2 separate regions of the Homo sapiens genome follow, and region 1 is linked to region 2. A link is a contact called in ENCODE Hi-C data. All regions are on one chromosome and are shown on one strand. Each heading gives the region's core, a stretch centred on a gene start or an enhancer-like site at or near the end of the contact. The rest is flanking DNA. Distances are from core to core; before and after follow the strand shown.

Region 1 (6,440 bases), core at 190-2,689, 2.9 Mb after region 2:
TTGGAGGTAAAAATGTTGGTAAAATAAGGAAGGAGGAATGAGCAGAATGGCTCACGGCACAGCAAACACCTAACACGCCAGCCTGAGCACAGCAGCTGGTAAGCAGTGGGAGAGGCCTGGAGGGGCAGGCTATGGTGAATGCTGTTGGACACAGGCTGAGGGGTCACAGAGGATCTTTGTGGAGAGAAGATTAGTCTGGAAAGAGTGGGCAGGATGGAGGGGTGGGAGAATATATTGGAGAGGAGGAGAGGAGTTTATGACCATGGTCCAGTTATGAGTTAAATACATTTGGACTAGGGTAGCTGAGATGTGAGTAGAGAAAGTGGTAAATCTGAGAGGCATTTTGAAGCAGAGATTGAATAAAGAGGAATAAGGAGGAAGTGATCTAAGTTAACTAGCAAAGCTTGAGGGGAGATTTTGTTAACAGGAAGGGGAAAGGAATTTTTTTGGGGGAGGTTTGGTCTTCTAGGGAGTTTCATTGTTTCATTCTTAGACATGAACATGTGTGAACAGTTGTACTGGGAGTCTTTTAAAATATGTACATTTTTGTAGGCAGTTAGAAATGTGAATATTATTGTCAAAACAGATAGATGAGTTTCTAAGTGTTCACACTGAGGCAGTAGTTGAAACTGTAAAAGCAGATGCTGTGTATGAAGAAGAATATTACAAAGAGAAAGACATACAATAATTAGAAGAAAGAAATTATTACACATTTTATAATGCTTAACTATTTAGCTTTACATTTTATTTCTAACTTAAATCCAACTCTTATAGTACTCCTTTGACCTGTCCTACAAATTTATCTCTCTCAATCTTTTTTTTTGCATAAATATTAGCAATCTTTTCCTTTTCTTTGTGGGTAACTGTATTAGTAAAGACAGGTTAGCTTATACTAACACTCCAAATCTCAGTGGCTGCAAGGTATTTCTCATACACTCTACATATCTGTCACTTCCCCTCACATTTTATTGGCCAATGCAAGCCACACAGCCATATAAATCCTCAAAGGAGGTGGCAGTTTGATCCCCCAGTGTACATTAATGGGAAGAGTGGGACTATTTGTGAAAAGTTCTAATGATAACCATAGTAACACACTTTTTTCCTTAGACCGTTATCTACAACCATGCCTCCTCCACCTTTTTATTTGTACCGTCACTAAAACGTTTTCAGTATGAACGTTTTATAAGCAGCAGTATGGTGGCATAATTCTGTGGCATAATTCCAAGTTGTTTCTGCTTCTTTGCTCTTTTCTCCTTATTTTGATGCTGTCTTCCTTTGGTTCCATGACAGGCTCTCTTCTTTTCTTCCTTTCCCTATTCTTAGAACTGAAGAGACTCAAGGAAATGCTACAACGGAATCAAAACAATTTTATTTTATTTTTTGAGACGGAGTCTCCCTCTGTCGCCCAGGCTGGAGTGCAGTGGCGCGATCTCCGCTCACCGCAAGCTCCGCCTCCCGGGTTCACACCATTCTCCTGCCTCAGCCTCCGCAGGCGCCCGCCACCACGCCCTGCTAATTTTTTGTATTTTTTTTAGTAGAGACGGGGTTTCACCGTGTTAGCCAGGATGGTCTCCATCTCCTGACCTCGTGATCCGCCCGCCTTGGCCGGCCTTCCAAAGTGCTGGGATTACAGGCGTGAGCCACTGCGCCCGGCCTCAAAGCAATTTTTACCCCATCTCTCCTCCCTGTGGTTGGTTCCACTTCTCTTCCTTCTTTAGCAAGAGTCATTTCTTCCCCTTTGAGTCCTGCTGCACTTCCTTCTTTTTCTCACTTCCATGTCACTCAGAGGTTAAGGCAGTTGTAGAGCAAAACAACCAGCTGACAAGCAATAGATGTTATGCAATTCACCATTTATTCTGTGCAACATTAATTAGCTGGTTGTCCTGATTTTCACAGCCTGTGCCCACCCCATACATTGTTGACTTCATTACTTCTAATAAGAATTAATCTTTTTTTCCATTTGAATCCCACAGAATGTGGTTTGAGTCTCTAATCTGATTATTACAGTCTGCCCTTCCTCAGGGTTATTTTTGTATATGCTCCCTCACTAAATCACAACATCCTTATAAACAGTGATGTGCACATAATAGATACTCAATAATTGTTAACTCACTGATGAGTCCTAAATTTGACTAACTTGCCATTGGTTTTGGTAACATTTGGGTAAATCTTGATTCAGCAATTGGCACTCAGACTTTTGCTCATATCTAGAAAAAAAGGAACATATATAAATAGAAAAAAATATTATCTGTTGAAGACCTTTCTATTTTTCACCCTCCATATTAAGATTGTAGTACTATTGTTTGTTTACAATTCATACCACACCTGCTTTCTAAGAGGCTTTAAGTAGACGTATTAGGCAATATATTCACTTATTCATTAATTCATTCATTCACTGATTTACTCAATAGTCACTTAATGAGTCCCTATCATAGGCTAGGGATAGGATAGAAAGTCTAATAAAAGGTTGGGCATGGTGGCTCATGCCTGCAGTACCAGCACTTTGGGAGGCTAAGGCTGGCAGATGGCCTGAGTTCAGGAATGCTAGACCAGACTGGGCAACATGGCGAAACCCTGTCTCTACTGAAAATACAAAGTGTGGTGGCACCCACCTTTAATCCCAGCTACTTGGGAGGCTGAGGCATAAGAATCACTTGAACCCGGGAGGCAGAGATTGCAGTGAGCCAAGCTGGCACCACTGCACTCCAGCCTGGGTGACAGAGTGACACTCTGTTTAAAAAAAAAAAAAAAGTCGAATAAAATGTGGTAACCTCTTTCAAAATCTGGGAGCAGGGGGGAGACACATAAGTAAAGCAATTGCTACTGTGCCATAAACACTGTAGCCTAAAGGAGAAGCATCTAAGTGAGATTGGAACTTCTTGGGAGATGCGACCCCTGAAACTAGCTTTGAGGTTAAGAGGAGGAGATAGCTGGAGAATTGGGGATGGTGGAGCAAGGGTTTTTATGAGAAGGAAATGTGCCATGTGCAAAAACTGAGATGGGAAATAAAATTACATGCTCCAGAAACTGCTCAAGAAATTCAATAGGACAGATCCATAACATCCTAGTTGAGGAATGGCAGGAGACAAGCTAGTGAAATGAACATGTGTCAGATCTAAAAGCATCTTGTGTCTTAAAGTAAGGAATAGTAACATCAAAGCTATGGAACACATCGAAACTCCTCTGCCAGGCAAGTGGGGTCTCAGATGCCATTCTGGGATTATACTTACAGAAGCTGGGTGTGGTTATGGGTAGGGTAAGACACTCCCCATAATATGCATGGAATAGAACTGAGAGGATCTGAAAGTGAGGGCCCAGGGGACAAAGCTAGGATTAATTCAAAGCTGACAGGAAACCAGAAATAATTAATATGAAACATGACCAGAAAGTACTAAGACATAGCAAAGAGGAAAAAATGCAGGGTCAGAGGCACAGCTTAGCATCTTTTTGTTGTTGCTGTTGTTCAGACAGAGTGTTCAGTCTGCTGCCCAGGCTGAAGTGCAGTGGCGCAATTTCAGCTCACTGCAACCTTCACCTCTTGGGTTCAAGAAATTCTCATGCCTCAGCCTCCCGAGTAGCTGGGACTACAGGTGTGCACCACCACACCCAGCTAATTTTTTGTATTTTTAGTAGAGATGAGGTTTCACCATGTTGGCCAGGCTGGTCTCAAACTCTTAGCCCCAGGTGATCTACCTTCTTCAGCATCCCAAAGTGCTGGGATTACAGGCATGAACCACCACACCCAGCCACAGCTCAGTATTTTAAAGCCACCTTTTCCCTTTTTGAGCTCCTTGAGCCAGTGTCTGGATGGTAAAGGAATATTTTGAACTGATTTGGACCTAAGGCTATCCAAGTATTTTAAGCAGAAGAGTGATAGGGCCTGTTGTTGCTCTTTTAACTCTAGACACACAGCATCTTGCTATGTCCTGTGAGCTCTACCCCATATGTGTCTGGCCCAGAGAAAGTCCTCAATAAATATTTAGTGAATGGCATGGACTTGCTACTAATTGTTAAGCACAGGAATGTTTTGTTTAGTCTATATTAGGTGAGTATAATGCTACAAGAAAACTGATTTCATAGAAACCTACAAGAATTTACTCTTCTCTTTTATTTATTGTAATAAATGTCCACTAAAATTATGTTATTTACCAGCCATCCAAATGTAAAATTAATCTTTTTTTTTAACAGTATCTCAGACATACACATTTAAAGCATACACATTAAGGAATAAGACAATAGAAAAGACACCCAAAGAAGTAGAACCAACTAAAATATAAAAACAAAATAACAAACAGTTTACCAATAAAGTGGTATACGTTTGCGTAACATCAATACAGAAACAGTAGCTAAGATGATTGCAAAAATGGAGTTAAGCAATACAAAGCTGCTTACAAGACTTGTACGTGTAAATTCTTGATCGTAATTGAACTAATGGTGGTGAAAATAAAGTTAAAATTTCCTGCAGATGTCAGGCGTGGTGGCTCACACCTGTAATCCCAGCGCTTTGGGAGCCTGAAGCAGGAGGATCGTTTGATCCCAGGAATTCTAGGCCGCAGTGAGCTATGATTGCGCCACTGCATTCCAGCCTGGGTGACAGAGAGAGAGAGAGACAGTGTCTCTAAATAATAAATACATACATAAAATATTAAAAAGAAATAAAAGAGATTTCCCATGGGAAACTTCATCATTTGCCTGCCATTCTAAAGTTGGAGTGGGGGGCAGAATAGGTAAGCTTTGGGTCCAGTTTATCATGAGAGAATGCATTAAGCAAACAACAGTTGAACAGAGTGTGGCCAGCTGGTACAATATGTCACAATGGTGCCATCATGAGACAAGGCCACGTAATATAAAAAGCGAGGAAGGAAATACAAACTCCAAGTAAAGACCAAATTGCTAAGGGCTGCAGGGCCTCCCAGACTACTCTTCATTCACAGCATAGGCTTCAAATGTGCCTTGTGAATGTGCATATGTAACATCTGAATGGATGTGCATTCTAAGTTAAAGTCAACACACATTTAAATCTGTACAGTTTTAGTTATTGATATGAACTTTCAGCCTCAGATTTTAGAATGATTTCTTCATGCTTAACAACATCACCAGATAACAAGAAGCAGCAAGCAAAAATGGCCTTTATGGTATTATAAAAAGTAAATATCTTTGTCTTATCTTTGTCCCAGATTCCTGGCACACAGCTCCCGAAACATTTTGGAATCCTGGGAATGATAAGGGTAAGACTATATTTTGCATGCTAATTAGATGTCTGGTGGCTGACGGCCCCTAGCAAGCTTCAGCATAGGGGCTGGAAGCCAAAAAGGCCAAGTCTTGATTAGAAACTTGGAACTTTCATCCCCATTCTGCTGGGGAGGGGAGAGGGGGTAGAGATTGAGTTCAATCACCAATGGTCAATGATTTAATGAATCATGTCTACTTAATGAAACTTGCATAAAAACCCATAAGCTGGCCGGGCGCGGTGGCTCACGCCTGTAATCCCAGCACTTTGGGAGGCCGAGGTGGGCGGATCACGAGGTCAGGAGATCGAAACCATCCTGGCTAACACGGTGAAACCCCGTCTCTACTAAAAATACAAAAAATTAGCCGGGCGTGGTGGCAGGCGCCTGTAGTCCCAGCTACTCAGAAGGCTGAGCCAGGAGGATGGCGTGAACCCGGGAGGCGGAGCTTGCAGTGAGCCGAGATTGCGCCACTGCACTCCAACCTGGGCGACAGAGCGACACTCTTTCTCAAAAAAAAAAAAAAAAAAAAAAAACCCATAAGCAATGGAGTTCAGAGAGCTTCCCAGTTGGTTAACACATCCGCATTCTGGGAGGGTAGCACACCCCAGCTCCATGGTACAGAAGCTGTTATGCTTGGGACTTTCCTGGGCCTCGTCCCTATACCACTCATTGGCTCTTCATTTGTATCCTTTAAAATACAAATATAAGTAAAGTGCCTTCCTGAGTTCTGTTGGCCAGTCTAGGAAATCATTGAAACTTAGGAGGGGGTTATGGGGATATTTGATTTATGGCTGGTCATATAGAAGTACAGGTGATCTAAAATAGCATGGTACTGGCATTAAAAACAGACATATAGACCAATAGAACAGAATGGAGAGTCCAGAAATAATTCCACACATTTATGGTCAATTGATCTTTAACAAAGGTGCCAGGAGCACACAATGAGAGAAGGGCAGACTATTCAATAAATGGTATTGGGACAATTGGATATCCACATGCAAAAGAATAAAACTGGACCCTTGTCTCACACCATATGCAAAAAAAAAAATCAACTCAAAATGGATTCAAGACTTAAACATAAGACCTGAAACTGTAGAACTACTAGAAGAAAACATAGGAAAAAAGCTTCTTGACGTTGTCCTCAACAATAACTTTTTTTGGTTATGACCCTAAAAGCACAGGCAGCAAAAACAAAAATAGACAAACGAG
Region 2 (5,693 bases), core at 637-3,136:
TACATGCTGGTCTACTAACGTGCTACACTAGTTGCACTAGAATAACTAAGGTCCTTCCATTGGTCAGAGGTCAAGGTTTTCAAATCCCTTGATTATTGACATTATTAGGCAAGTTTAAACTACTTGTATAAAATAAACATTCAATATTTGTTTAGTGAGGAAGGACACAAATCCTACTAGTTGTAAGAAGAGATTTAAGGTTTCTCCAAGAACACTCAGATTCAAGTGGGATAACTTTTATGTTAAAACATTAACATGTACTTATGGTCATTTATTTCCCAGTATGATATACACTTCAAAGTTCATTCTCTAAGAACATTTAATTTTGTTTTCATTTGGATATGTAAAAGTCAACAAAGATGGCAGCTGGATGACTTCCTGGAGTTCAAAAGTGCTACCTCCTTTTTGTAAAATCCATCATAATGTGTATGTATGCTAAACACTCAAATACCTAACAAAAGAGACCTTGTGAATGACCCTGGCAGCTAAACAGCAATCTCACAGATGGAGGATCAACAACTGCAGTTTTGACTGCAGCTGTTACTGGTGTGGATTAAAATGAAACAATGAGCAAAATAGCACAAGTAACAATATGGAGTATAAATAACAGCGTAGAAGTGTTTGGGTACCGAATGGCTCAGCGTACCTGGCACTGAAGATTCAAGAAGGTGAACAGAGATAAGAGGTGCCTATTCGCCTATTTTGTGGACAACCTTAAAACGGTTTAAAAACTGGGAGGGAAGTTAAAAAACTGGGGGTGAAAAACAACGACGACAACAAAAACCTAGCCCTAGAAACATTTCTCTGAATAAAGTTAGATGTCTTCAGGACACCCTGTTAACAGGGGTGCCAACAGGTTGGAAACTTGTGGGTTCCAGTATTCACTTATTTTCCCAAAGTCTACAATGTGACTGAAATGTACTGAGAATTCCAGTGAGAATAAGGCAGACGTGGCCTGAAATTTATGATGCTGTCTACCAAAAACCTGGGCTCGAGGCCAGCACCTAAAAAAACAAAATCAAAATTTGATCAGGCCACAAAAGAAAACAGGACACCCTCAAACACAGATTACCTTACGTTGGCTCCTGACGAGATTACTAGCCTCTTGTCACCAAAAAACGGAAACAACGGCTGAGAAAGAAGCCGGGCGCGAAGCCCAGGCCTTCAAAGGTTCGCTTTAAGAACAGAAAGGCAGTGCTTTCCTCAGTCCTCGCCCCTTGGGGCGAGCTGGGCAAGTCGGGGCAGCAGGCAGCGGCGTCGCCCAGCACAAGGCGTGAATCCGGGAGGAGGGCGTGGCACCTTCTCTTCCCGTTCGCTCGAGCAGGCGCGACCCCACGGGCATCGTCTCCCTAGAGAGCACTCAGGCATCTATGACACGACGCCTTGCCTCACCTCTCCGCAGGGCCGGCGAGAAATGCCCGCGGGGCCTTGAAACCCAACGATCTCCTCTGCCTTGGGAGAGAAAGAGCCGCCAAGCCTGGCGACTATTCATGTCCTCAGAGTTTTCCGGTGGGAGGGAGGCGGAAGACGGGGTAAATCTCGCACAGGCTTTCGGGCAAGGTAGTTCTGGCACCACAGGAATGCTGGGAATTGTAGTTTTCGCTCTGTCACAAGCTCACCTCCCAGCGCAGGCGCCACCGTGGTCCCACGAAACTGGGTCTCTTCACAGACAGACCCACAGTTCGCGAGCATGGCTCAGCGCTGCCCCGCTTCTCCCAGCGCCCCTTCCCGACCTTTGAACGCCTTCACCGCCCTAGGAAAGCGAGATCTTGTCAGAGAACCTTCCGGCGCCTGTTTCCTGGCAGTGGGGCATAGTCCAACAGCTGGCTCCCCCAAGATAGCCAGCGGCCATTACGCGCTTGGGTCGGGGGAGATGGAGTCGCATTTAGCCGCACAGCAGCCTGGAACCTGAAGTTTTCGGCCGCTGAGCGTTCTGGGTGATTGCGTAGTGCGAGGGCCAACGAAACCTTCTGGGAAGTGTAGTCCAGCAAGCCGCTCACTTTTCGTGAGGCGTCACATCCTGCTGCTTCACCCTCTGGTGCACGGGAGGACCAACTATTTCAGTCGGTATGTCCTTTCTTTAGGGAAGCCGAATTCCTCCGTTTCTAGGAGAAATTCCTTGAATTTTCACCATTTATCCTTCTCAGACCTCAGTTACTCAAGACTGCTCCGCATAGTAAAATGCTGAAAGCAACAATGCACAGTAGTTGTATTAAAATGCACTAATACTCATGAATATTCTCTGTAAGTTGTAAAATGGCACACAGTTGTGCGGTGTTAGTGGCTTACTCTCTCAAGATTCTAAACAATTACGGCTAGGTTTCTATCTATATGTATTCAAAGCTTTGTGAGAGTCAACTAAGTAACAAACACCATTTCTAAGGCCCGAAGCACATTGAAAGAACAAAACTTGATTCCCGCCAACAACTGCTTTAACAGACAATTCATGAAGAGGAAATATAAATTGCTATTTAAAACACTGGGATGGCTGGGCGTGGTGGCTCATGCCTGTAATTCCAGCACTTTGGGAGGCCGAGGCGGGCAGATCACCTGAGGTCGGGAGTTCGAGACCAACCTGACCAACGTGGAGAAACCCTGTCTATATTAAAAATACAAAATTAGCCGGGCGTGGTGGCACATGCCTGTAATCCCAGCTACTCAGGAGGCTGAGGTAGGAGAATCGCTTGAATCCTGGAGGCGGAGGTTGCAGTGAGTCGAGATCACACCATTGCACTCCAGCCTGGGCGACAGAGTGAGACTCGATCTAAAAAAAAAAAAAAAAAATTGGGAAAAAAGTTTGATCTTACCAGTTTCAAAATACAAAACGCAAAACCTTAGGGTATATCGAGGTTAGGGGTCCCAATGATCCCAACAGGATGTAAGCATAGTACTCAACAGGTGCTTTTTCAACCCATGCCCCTCTGTCCGTCTCCCCCTTTCCTCATCTAATGATCCTCAATGCCTGTTGTTTCCACGTTTACCATCATATATTCAATGTTTAGCTCCTACTTATAAGTGAGAACATGTGTATTTGGTTTTCTGTTCTTGGCATTAGGTTGCATAGGATAATGGCTCCAGTTCCATCCATGTTGCTACAAAGAGTATAATTTCCTTATTTTTATGGCTGCATTATATTCCATGGTGTATATGTACCACATTTTCTTTATCCAGTCCACTGTTGATGGGCACTTAGGTTGATTTCATGTCCTTGCTATCGTGAATGGCACTACAATGAACATACGGTTGCATGTGTCTTTTTTTTTTTTTTTTTTTTTTTGGCTTGAGGCAGGGTTTTGCTGCGTCACTCAGGCTGGAGTGCAGTCGTGCATGGCTCACTGCAGCCTCAACTTCCTGGGCTTAACTGATCCTCCTGCCTCAGGCTTCCAAGTAGCTGTGACTACAGGTGTGCACTACCACAACTGGCTAATTTTTGCATGTTTTGTAGAGATGGGGTCTTGCCATGTTGCCCAGGCTGGTCCAGAACTCCTGGGCTCAAACTATCCACCCGCCTAGGCCTCCCAAGTGCTGGGATTACAGGCATGAGCTGCGGTGCCCAGCTCTGTGTCTTTTTGATGGCATGAATTATTTTCCTTTGGGTATATACCCAGTAGTGGGATTGCTGGGTTGAATGGTAGTTGTATTTTAAGTTCTTTGAGAAATCTCCAAACTGCTTTCCATAGTGGCTGAACTAGTTTGCATTCCCATCAACAGAGTATAAGCATTCCCTTTTCTTCACAGCCTAACCAATATGTGAATTTTTTTTCTTAATAATTGCCATTCTGATGGGTGTGAGATGGCATCTCATTGTAGTTTTGATTTGCATTTCTCTAATGATCAGTGGTGTTGAGGATTTTTTCATGTTTGTTGGCTATTTGTATGTCTTCTTTTGAGAAGTGTGTGTTCATGTCCTTTGCTCATTTTTTAATTGGATTGTTTTATACTTCTTGGTTTGTTTAAATTCCTTATAGATTCTGGATGTTAGACCTTTGTCAGATGCATAGTTTGCAAATATTTTCTCCTTCCCATTCTTAGGCTATCTGTTTACTCTGTTGGTAATTTCTTTTGCTGTGCAGAAGCTCTTTAATTAGGTCCCACTTGTCAGTTTTTATTTTTGTTGTAATTGCTGTTGGGGACTTAGCTATAAATTCTTTTCCAAAGCCTGTGTCAAGAAGGGTATTTCCTAGTTTTTTTTCTAGAGTTTTTATAGTTTGAGGGCTTACTTTTAAATCTTTAATCCAGCTTGTGGTAATTTTTGTATATGGTGAGAGGTAGGGGGGTCCAGTTTCATTCTTCTGCATATGGCTAGCCAGTTATCCCACCACCATTTACTGAATAGGGAATGCTATCCGTGTTGCTTATTTTTGTTGATTTTGTTGAAGACCAGATGGTTTTAGGTGTGTGGCTTTATTTCTGGGTTCTCTATTCTGTTCTACTGGTCTATGTGTCTGTTTTTGTAACACTACCATGCTGTTTTGATTAGTTTAGCCTTATAGTATTGTTTGAAGTCTTGCTTTGTTCTTTTTGCTTAAGATTGCTTTGACTATTCAGGCTCTTTTTTGGTTCCAAATTAATTTTAGAAGAGGTTTTTCTAGTTCTGTGAAAAATGATGTTGGTATTTTGATAAGGATAGCGTTAAATCTGTAATTTGTTTTGGATAGTATGGCCATTTTAACTGTATTGATTCTTCCAACCCATGAGCATGGAATATTTCTCCATTTATTTGTGTTGTCTCTGCTTTCTTTCAGTAGTGTTTTGTAGTTCTCCTTGCAGAGATCTTTCACCTCCCTGGTGAGATGATCCTGAGTATTCCATTTTCTTTGTGCCTATTGTAAATGGGATTGTGTTCTTGATTTGATTCTCAGCTAGAACATTATTGGTGTATAAAAATGCTACTGATTTTTTGTGCATTGATTGTGTATCCTGAAACTTTACTGAATTTGTTTATCAGTTCCAGGGGCCTTTGGGAGAGTCTTTAGGGTTTTCTAGGTGTAGAATCATATCGTTGGCAAAGAGAGATAGTTTACCTTCCTCTCTTCCTATTTGAATATCTTTATTTATTTCTCTTGCCTGATTGCCCTGGCTGGGACTTCCAGTACTATGTTGAATAAGGGTGGTGAGAATGGGCATCCTTTTCTTGTTCCAGTTCTCAAGGGGAATGTGTTTCCAGTTTTGGCCTTTAGCAATTTAGTAATATATTTATGAAACTCCAAAAAGTAAATAGCCAGAGTTTCACTTCTTCTTTTTTTTTTTTTTTTTTGAGACAGAGTCTTGCTCTATCACCCAGGCTGGAGTGCAACGGTGTGATCTTGGCTCACTGCAACCTCAGCCTCCCGGGTTCAAGCAATTCTCCTGCCTCAGCCTCCCAAGTAGCTGGGATTACAGGCATGCGCTGCCACACCCAGCTAATTTTTGTATTTTTAGTAGAGGTGGGGTTTCGCCATGCTGGTCAGGCTGGTCTTGAACTCCTGACCTCAGGTGATCCACCCATCTCGGTCTCTCAGAGTGCTGGGATTACAGGCAACTGTGAGCCACCGCACCTGGCCTAGAGTTTCACTTCTAAGAAGCTATCCATAGTAAATAATCACATCTGTAGCTAAGATTTTTGAAAAGGATGACTATTGCAATGTTATTTATAGTAGTGAAAAATTGAAAATAGTCTAAGTATTCAAAAGTGATTAAATAACTTGCAGAAG

Evidence for each region. A loop is a pair of places that touch in the nucleus more often than their neighbours do. Pooled maps may share reads with other maps.
Region 1: a loop to region 2 is called in a pooled map, with 11 times the contacts of the local background. The contact joins the enhancer-like site here to the promoter of CCDC90B in region 2. A Hi-C loop is called at or near these places in 4 of 50 pooled maps.

The regions. Positions count from the first base shown.
Region 1 is chr11:86,201,251-86,207,690 of GRCh38, forward strand. No RefSeq gene overlaps it. Among named protein-coding and RNA genes, the nearest start is that of LINC02695, 11 kb to the left of the region's middle. RefSeq lists enhancers at 960-1,460, 1,461-1,961. Within about 2 kb of position 1,440, at least 18 of the 41 ENCODE cell types and tissues checked have a DNase peak (open chromatin) inside an H3K27ac peak, as active enhancers do.
Region 2 is chr11:83,284,481-83,290,173 of GRCh38, forward strand. CCDC90B (coiled-coil domain containing 90B) reads right to left here and starts at 1,887. Exons shown (of 9, transcript NM_021825.5): 1 at 1,393-1,887. The coding sequence starts at 1,492. CCDC90B-AS1 (CCDC90B antisense RNA 1) reads left to right here and starts at 1,640. Exons shown (of 3, transcript NR_186344.1): 1 at 1,640-2,067. RefSeq lists enhancers at 660-1,256, 1,145-1,224, 1,257-1,852, 1,275-1,924.